Linked DNA regions of Mus musculus: region 1 is linked to region 2. A link is a contact called in ENCODE Hi-C or POLR2A ChIA-PET data. All regions are on one chromosome and are shown on one strand. The core of a region is the stretch at or near the end of the contact, and the rest is flanking DNA. Distances in the headings are between cores, read along the strand shown. Region 1 holds the start of Zfp61 (zinc finger protein 61). Region 2 holds the start of Zfp112 (zinc finger protein 112).

The links. Hi-C counts contacts between places; a loop is a spot of excess contacts on that map. ChIA-PET counts read pairs that join two places held with the same protein, here RNA polymerase II (POLR2A).
Region 1: a loop to region 2 is called in a map of adrenal gland, with 2.2 times the contacts of the local background. The contact joins the promoter of Zfp61 here to the promoter of Zfp112 in region 2. A Hi-C loop is called at or near these places in 1 of 37 maps with a recorded cell type or tissue (adrenal gland). POLR2A ChIA-PET finds 5 or more read pairs at or near these places in 2 of 5 experiments (Patski and embryonic stem cell).

What each region holds. Positions count from the first base shown.
Region 1 is chr7:24,297,697-24,302,005 of GRCm38, forward strand. It overlaps Zfp61 (zinc finger protein 61), which reads right to left and starts at 1,853. Exons shown (of 7, transcript NM_009561.2): 1 at 1,497-1,853; 2 at 578-679; 3 at 1-42. Zfp94 (zinc finger protein 94) reads right to left here. Exons shown (of 6, transcript NM_001199321.1): 6 at 4,008-4,309.
Region 2 is chr7:24,110,761-24,114,789 of GRCm38, forward strand. It overlaps Zfp112 (zinc finger protein 112), which reads left to right and starts at 1,560. Exons shown (of 5, transcript NM_021307.2): 1 at 1,560-1,676.

The DNA.
Region 1 (4,309 bases), core at 603-3,102, 190 kb after region 2:
TTCTAATCGCCACACCCACACCGCAACTCACGTTTTCCACCCCTACATAAATATTAAACAGAAAAACAGTGGATGGTTCCTGGGAACCCGAGGTTGACATCCGGCGTCCATACATGTACACACACACACATGTACACACACACGTACACACACACAGGTCTCAATAAATGTACAAAGCCCGCTCTCAAGATCCCTGCAAGCCAGTGCTAACCTATATTCATGATACTGGCTGGCTTCCTCTGGGAGCTTGGACCAGTAAAATGTGGGTTTGAACAGCCTATTGTCAGAGGCTAGCCTGGGATATGGCCCCCACCCTTGGGTTCTTGGAAAGAAAACTCTTTTACCCTCTCATGCAGTGCCAAGGCTTAGAAACCCCCGCTTGTGGGTTTTTTTTTTTTCCTTTATCCATCCCTTCACCTAGTGCTGGGGGTCACTCTCCTTCCTGTCCCATCGGGAAGGTCTGTGGCCCAAGTTCAAAGTAGGACAAGGATGTTCGTGTGCTTGCTTCCGAGTTGTGGTGCCTGGTGGTCTCTTCGGGGTTTCTGCCATCTGGGCACAACACTCTGTATAGACTCACCTCTAATAAAAGTTAATCCCAGGTGTACGACCCACACATCCTCCAGCGTCAGCCAATCTTAGTCACTTATGGCTTCCAGCACTGCTTTTTGGGAAGTCAGGGCTGCAGGGAAACCAAAAATTGTAAAATTATAAAATTCCCTACATTACATCTCACAGTTCCTGCCCCAGTACCTGCTGCAAGCAGCCAGCTCCTTCCTCTAAAGGTCATAGATGGGTCACAACTGTGACGGCCAAGAACTGGATGAAGTATTACTATGGTCTCTCCATGAGACCTGCATGCCAGGCAGTTTTGAGTGTTTCACCATCCTTTTTTTTTTTTTTTTCTCTCCAAGTATGCTACTAGGAAGGTCTAATGTCTGTCTTTTGCAGAACACCCAAGATATGCACAGAGAGATCTGCTAGTGCGGCAGGGGCAGAAGCAGAGCCGACTAGGGGGTGGAGAAGGTGGGCGCCGCGGGAGCAGGGAGGGAGCTGCAGAAGGGGAGCGGTGGCCGCAGGCGGAGAGGGGGGCTGCAGGAGGGAGGTGGCTGCAGGAGTGAGGGGGACTACAGGAAGGGAGAGGGGGCTTCAGAGAGGAAAAGAGGGCTGCAGGGAGGGAGGGGGGTAACGAGGGGAGAGGGAAACTGCAGAAGGGGAGGGCTGCTGCAGGCGGGAGGGCTGCTGCGGGCCGGAAGAGGGGGTCTGAGGGCAGGGAGAGTGGGTTGCAAGAAAGGGCTGCAGGACCAGAGAAGGAGATTGAAGGCAGGAGAGGGCTGCGGGCAGGAGGGGAGGGGAGCTGCGGAATGGGAGAGAGAGGGCTGCAGGCAGGGAGAGGGGGCTGCGGGGACGGGGCGGGGCGGGGGCACTGCAGAAGCCGCTCGCGCCGAGGGCCTGCAGGCACCAGGACGCTCCCTCCGGAGCTCGCCGCTGCTCCTTACCTTTCAAACCTCGCTCCTTCCTTTTCACCCGAGACGCAATTGCTGTCGATCTCAGAAGCATCTAGCGGGTCATTCTGGAGGTTCCTGGCTAAAATAACTCAAATCCAGGGGGACAGATGGCTACAGGCTAGCCTGAAGCCGACGAGTTCCCAGAATTCCGCGTGGAGAAACCGTGCGTGACGCTCGGCTCCCTCAGTGGTAACGGAAGTGAGGATGCAGAGGCGCGGGTGGCCGGTCCCGAAGCTAGGGGAGGAGCACCATCCTCCCGTATTGGATTTCCCTGTTGTTTTTCATTTCCCATACTCCCTAAGAAAGTCTTGGACAGCAACGTCTTTACATTGGAGGATGTCTGCCTTAGGACGTATAGGCTTTGGCGCTGGAGAGATGACGTGGTGCGGAGAGCGCTACTAACTGCGGAGCTCAAAACCGTAGTTGCTCCAGCTCCGGAGGACCCGTCGCTCTCTCGTGGCGTCCTCGAGCACTGCATGTACAAGGTACACAGACAAAACATGCAGAGAAAACATCCATAAATAAATAAATAAATAAATAAATAAGTGAGTGAATAAATAAACTTTCCAAAATACTAAAATAAATAAATAAATAAAATAAATCATTTATTGGTGTGTTCATGCATGCGTGGGGAGCGTGCGTGCATGTTATGTGAGACCCCCGAAACTGGGGAGACCTCCGCTCAAGTCCCGGGATGAGCTGGCACCCCAATAAAACCACACCTGATGCAAAACCACAAGAGGCTTTATTGTCAGCTAGCTGAGGACCGCGCAGGGCAGGGGAGTTCGGCCCCCAGAGGTAACAGTAGGGGGGGGGTCTTTTAAAGGAAAAGTGAGGAATTGGGAGGAGTTGGGAGGAGAGTTGGCAACAGTTCTTCTCTGGCGAGGTGGGGGAGTGAGCTATAGCTCCTCTCCTGTGTCTATCTCCGTGTCCTTGGCACAGGGAGCCAAGCAAGGGCCTGGCTAGGTCTTCCTACAATTATCGCATCTCTGGTTGTAAGGCACAGAAAAAAAAAAAAAAAAAAAAAAAAAAAGCTTTTTGCTGGCTATAGAGAACAAAGAGCTTCTTTCTGGCTGTATCCCCAGAGATCGGGGAAAACGGGCTTGGGGGAACGCTCGGGGTCTCACAGTTACAGCGCAAATGAGGAAGTCATAGGACAGCGTACAGGAGTAAATCTCCTTGCAGTCACTATGTGGGTGCAGGGGACCCAACTCAGGTTGTCAGGCTGGGCAACAGGAGTGTTTACCTGCTGAGCCACCTTGCCAGCCCTTGAAAACTCATAAACCCCAGCACAAGAGCCAACTTTTTAAAAGGAGTGAAGATTCAAACATGGTTCAGCAATTTCAATAGAAATAAGAGTAGCAAACATGGACATGTTTATCTTTAGAATTTTTTTTAAAGAAATGGATATAGGCAAATTACCTTGTGGGGGGAAAATGATAACATGTGAGAACTGAACTATCGCATGTTGATGGCAAGAATACAAAGCGGACAGCTGTGTATTTTTTAAAGTTGCTCTTAGAAAAGTTAAATATATTACCATTGATCAACGTAGTAGTAATTCTAGATGTAAATGGCTGGCTGTTTCACAGCATAACCCATTCTCTTAACTCCCTCCTTCCAGTTTCCAGCCCAGGCCCCTTCAAACATTTCTCCCGGCCACTCCTCCCTCAGTTTTCCAACAGCGTAAACAGTCCTTCTCCGGCTTTCCCCATTCTAACCGCTCCAAGCTATAACATCGGCTCTGCCTGTCTACTCAGCTCAGCTTCTCCTGGCTCAGCTGTCTCAGAGTTCCTTCTGTCCCTACTGCCTTCTCCTCTACCCCGCCCCTTCGCTTCTACTAGCTCCGCCCCGGCCCCGCCCCCGGCCCCTTCTCCGCCAAAACTGGCTTTGTTCTCCTTGGTCTCCTGAAGTTTCTCAGTCCCTGCTTCTTTACAAGAAATGATGGAAGCTGTTGCCTATACAGTGAGAGCTTGCCTTTATTTCATTAGCTTGTTTCTCATCATTTTCTTTTCAATCAACTGAGCTCCGTGTTTATTTCACTGACTTTAGACTCAAGTTGGAGATAGTTACTGTGGCCCATAGCTGACTCAGAAACCACTTTTGGCATAAAAATAGATTGATTATTTTAAATATGCAATTCCTTTTTCTTGCTTTCTAATTCTTTTGGAATTTTTTTAAAGATTTACTTATTTTATGTATGTGAGTACACTGTCGCTGTAGCTGTCTTCAGACACACCAGAAGAGGGCACCGGATCCCATTACAGGTGGTTATGAGCCACCGTGTGGTTGCTGGGAATTGAACTCAGGACCTCTGGAAGAGCAGCCAGTGCTCTTAACCACTGAGCCATCTATCTCTCCAGCCCTCTTTTGGAAATTTTTCTGAGACCATATATGAATTAAATGTTGTTTCCTCCTTTAGCCTCTTCAGGAAACTCCATGCTTTGCATCCACTGCAGCTGGCAGACTGAATAAAAATTTTTCAAGTGACTGTCTTTCTCAAGGCTGGCTTAACAGTTTACTGAAGGCATATGATGTCTTAGGCACTGCTTGTGAATATAGGTACGCAATGTAGATATACAATTCAAACATGTACTATTAATTGGGAAGAAATGTATTTTAAACAATTTCAGTAAGTGGTAATTTATTAACCACAAAACCTAACTTGCACAGTAGTGCCGTGGAACACTTTCTGTAAAGGGGAGTAATGAGGATGGTCAAAATCCCACTGAGACACACAACAGAGTCTGCAGCTGAACTAGAAGACCGAGAACAGGAAAGCTCCGTGAGCAACGCTTCCGGAA
Region 2 (4,029 bases), core at 310-2,809:
TCATTTGCTAAATAGCTTTATTTTGAACTGGTGAGATGGCTCAGCAGCTAAGGATGTTTGCTTTCAGTCCTGACCATCTGATTTTGATCCCCATGACCCACATGGTGGGAGAGAAAGAACTGACTTTTGCAAGCTGCCCTCTGTCTTCCACATACATGCAAATTCATACACATAAATCCTTTTTGAAAATCCAAACTTAGGTTGTTGATGGGCTCACTCTGCTGTTAAAAGCACGCACCACTTTTGTAGAGGACCCGGCACCCACGTCAGTTGGCTAACGGGTTTGTAAAGTCAAGTTATGGGGGAGGGAGGTGGGAAACAGACGTCCTCTTCTAGTTTTCTTGGGCACTACACGCAATGGTGCATATACATGTGCCCAAGCACACATGTGCACACACGCACACATACATTAAATATTTAAAATTATTAATTCAGTTCCTTTGTACTTGATTTACCTTTTTCTGCATTCCTGCTTCCATGCTTTTTATAGAATTGCTTCTTGAACTGGGTGGGGATTAGTTACGTTGAGTTTGTCCTAGTGTCACGTTTGAAAAGCTTTTCTTTTCCAAGATTTTTATAAAGACAGTGGAGGTTGGAGAGCTGAAGGTGAATAGTGATAATCAGCAGAATTAAATAAGGGGAATCCCATCCCATAATCAGCCTCCAAACCCTGACACCATTGCATAAACTAGCAAGATTTTGCTGAAAGGACCCTAATATAGCTGTCTCTTGTGAGACTATGCCGGGGCCTAGCAAACACAGAAGTGGATGCTCACAATCAGCTATTGGATGGATCACAGGGCTCCCAATGGAGGAGCTAGAGAAAGTAGCCAAGGAGCTAAAGGGATCTGCAACCCTATAGGTGGAACAACATTATGAACTACCCAGTACCCCGGAGCTCTTGACTCTAGCTGCATATGTATCAAAAGATGGCCTAGTCGGCCATCACTGGAAAGAGAGGCCCATTGGACATGCAAACTTTATATGCCCCAGTACAGGGGAACTCCAGGGCCAAAAAGGGGGAGTGGGTGAGTAGGGGAGTGGGGGGAGGGGGACTTTTGGGATAGCATTGGAAATGTAAATGAGGAAAATGCCTAATAAAAAATATAAAAAATAATAATAATAATAATAAGGGGAATCCCTAAACTCAGGACTATGCAAATGATCTGGAAGGGAGGTCCGCTGGGGTTAAGGCAGGCCCTGCAGATCCCGTGAACTGTAGACCCAAGCAGTCCCTGACGTGCTCTGGGGAAAGCGCTGTTTATCCCAATCTTCCACAGAAAGCAGGGAAAGCATCGTGGTTCGAAGATTTTTGGCTTAGGGTATGCCAAGGACTTTCAAAAGTCTGAAGTCCGGTTTCCTTACTCCATGGCACTTCCGCTCGGGGAAGGCAAGGACTCTGAAAATTCTGGGAAATGTAGTTCATGACCCTCCCATCCCCGGGATGATAAGATAACTTCCGCTGCAGGTGGGGGGGGGGGGCTGAGAGGCCATCCTTCCGGTTGGGAAATGTAGTTTGGGAATCCTCAGTGTGCAAGATCCTCTGCAGGAGACTGCAGGAGACTGTTCTCCCCGCAACCTTCGGGAATTCTGGGAAGTGTAGTCCTGGCTGCCTATGCGGGAAGAGTCACTTCCGCCCCAGGTGTGTGAGGCCTTGTTCCGTTCCTTTCAGAAAGGTGAGCCCTCCCCTTTACTGACCCCTCCCGAGTGTGAGCGATCCTTTTCAGGTTGCCCTGGGTGATAGCCACCAGGCTTGTATCCTGGGTAAGGAAGTCTGCCTCGGAAAGGTAGAACGTGAACTTACTTTGGAAGAGCATGCCCGAGTGTGCTGCGATTGCACACACTGACTCAGGCCTGGCCCGGGGCTGTCAGTCACCTGGATGGAGGGTCTCCTGGGCGATGGGCACCCCCAGCCGCCTCCCTAGCTCTGGTCACGATGCCATCTCCCAGCAGTGGAGTTCAGACTCTCCATCTCTGCCTCCATGCTTTCCACCACGCCTTGGTACCTATCCAAGAGTGATCTAGAGTTTCCTGCAAGGCTCAAAACTGCTGACGCGCGGTAGGAAATGGGACATTTACTATCGGTGCTTTCCAATTTCAGAGAAGCTGGACGCTTTAGTGACCCACGGATGGTCTCAGAGCTCCTGCTGTAGGGTCTCTGGACCCAGCCTGTCCCCATTATCAAAGTCCTTAATGACTTGTTTTGTTTTTGTTGAGACAATCGTTCCCAGCTTTGTGTGCAGTGTCCACTGTGCCTTACGGGGGCCGGGAGAGGTGTTAGCTGAAGTCCGGTTTCTCCGAGCAAGTTGTCTTCTTAATCCTTTATATAAAAAGTGCTGCAGGGGAAAGAGGCATCAGAGAACGTGGTAGTGGTGCAGTCGTTTGAATGAGAAATGACCCCGTAGGGTCCAACCTTTGGATGCCAGGTCCACAGTTTAGAGGGCGGGGTGCTGTTTCTGGAGGTTTGGCTGGTGTGGCCTTGCTGGAGAAATACGTCATGGGGCGGGGTCAGCCTCCAAGGTGTTTGCTCGCTATGCTTGAGTTTCAGAAGGGAGCTCTCAGCTTCTTGCTCCTGTTGACAAGTCTGCCACCTGCCATGCTGTCCCTACTATTATGGAACTGAAAGCCAAAATAAACGCTTTCTTCCACACCTTATTCATGGTGTTTGATCACAGCAACAAAAAGTAACTAATACACAGGGGTAGACCTTAGCATCCTTCTGTCAATCTGTCTGTTCTGAGGAGTGAGGCTCTCTTTACTCATTAGCAGATCCACTTATGAAGTTACCCTAATATTTTTTAATTAATTCTGGACGGGATAGAGAAATGCTTGGACATAAAGAATAAGTATGAAATATAAACATTTAAAACTAAATGCTGTACGGGTTCTATCCAAATTAATAAATATAACTCTTAAAAGAGCTTTATTGGATGTGGAGTCATCATTATTTTTATCACTTCTATTTAAGGAAAAAAATAAAATTTGTTTTTTAGAACATAGGTTAAAAATTTACTGATTGTACCAAAAAATATAAAATTATTATCATTATATCCTGTGTTCCTAGGTAATTATATTTCTTTATAGTCTACTTATTTTCTTAATCGTATACGCTACAGTTACTTCTACAATCATATTTGCAGATAACACTACAGAATCATTTTTTACAATCGTATTTGCACTAGCCATACTGAAATGGCTCAGCCTGCAAAGGCACTTGCCACCAAGCCTGACGTCCTGAATTTGATCCTTAGGACTCATATGGTGGAAGAAGAGAATTGTTGTAGATACACACACCCACAAATAAATAGATTTAAAAAAAAAAAAAAAACAGTGGAATTGGGAATGGAGAGGTGATTAACAATCAGCATTGTTTCTGCTTGCAGAGGCCCCAGGTTCGAGTCCCAGAACCCACAGGTGACTCGTAGCTACCTGTAACTCCAGTTCCCAGGGAGCTAGACAAGCAGGCAGATACTTAAAAGTAAATAAAAATTAATATATATAGTGCACTGTTGAAGTCCTCAACCTGTATATTAAAACAAAACAAACAAACAAACAAAACAAACAACAACAACAAAACCCAAACATGTGCCTGGCCCTAGGTTCAATCCCCAGTCCTGTGTGAAAGAAAAAGCATAAAATGTATATCTTTCTTAGGTAGAGATTTTATTATCTATAGCAGAGCACATACACCACCACCACCACCCCCAAAAAAAAAGACTTCTGGATTTCACAAGCAGTATTAAAATGGTGATAGTAAACATGCCGGGGGCCCTAGAAACGGCTCCAGGTAAAGGAGCCTGCTGCCAAGCCTGCTGCCCCGAGTTCAATCCCCAAGACCCACGTGGTGAAAGGAGGGAACCACCTCCCATACACATGCTGTATGTATGTGTGTAAGTGTGTATGTGGCCAGGTAGTAAGTAAATACAATTTAACTTTAGCTGAGTGGTAGTAGCACACACCTTTAATCCCAGCACTCAGGAGGCAGAGGCAGGTGGATCTCTGACTTCAAGGCCAGCCTGGTCTACAGGG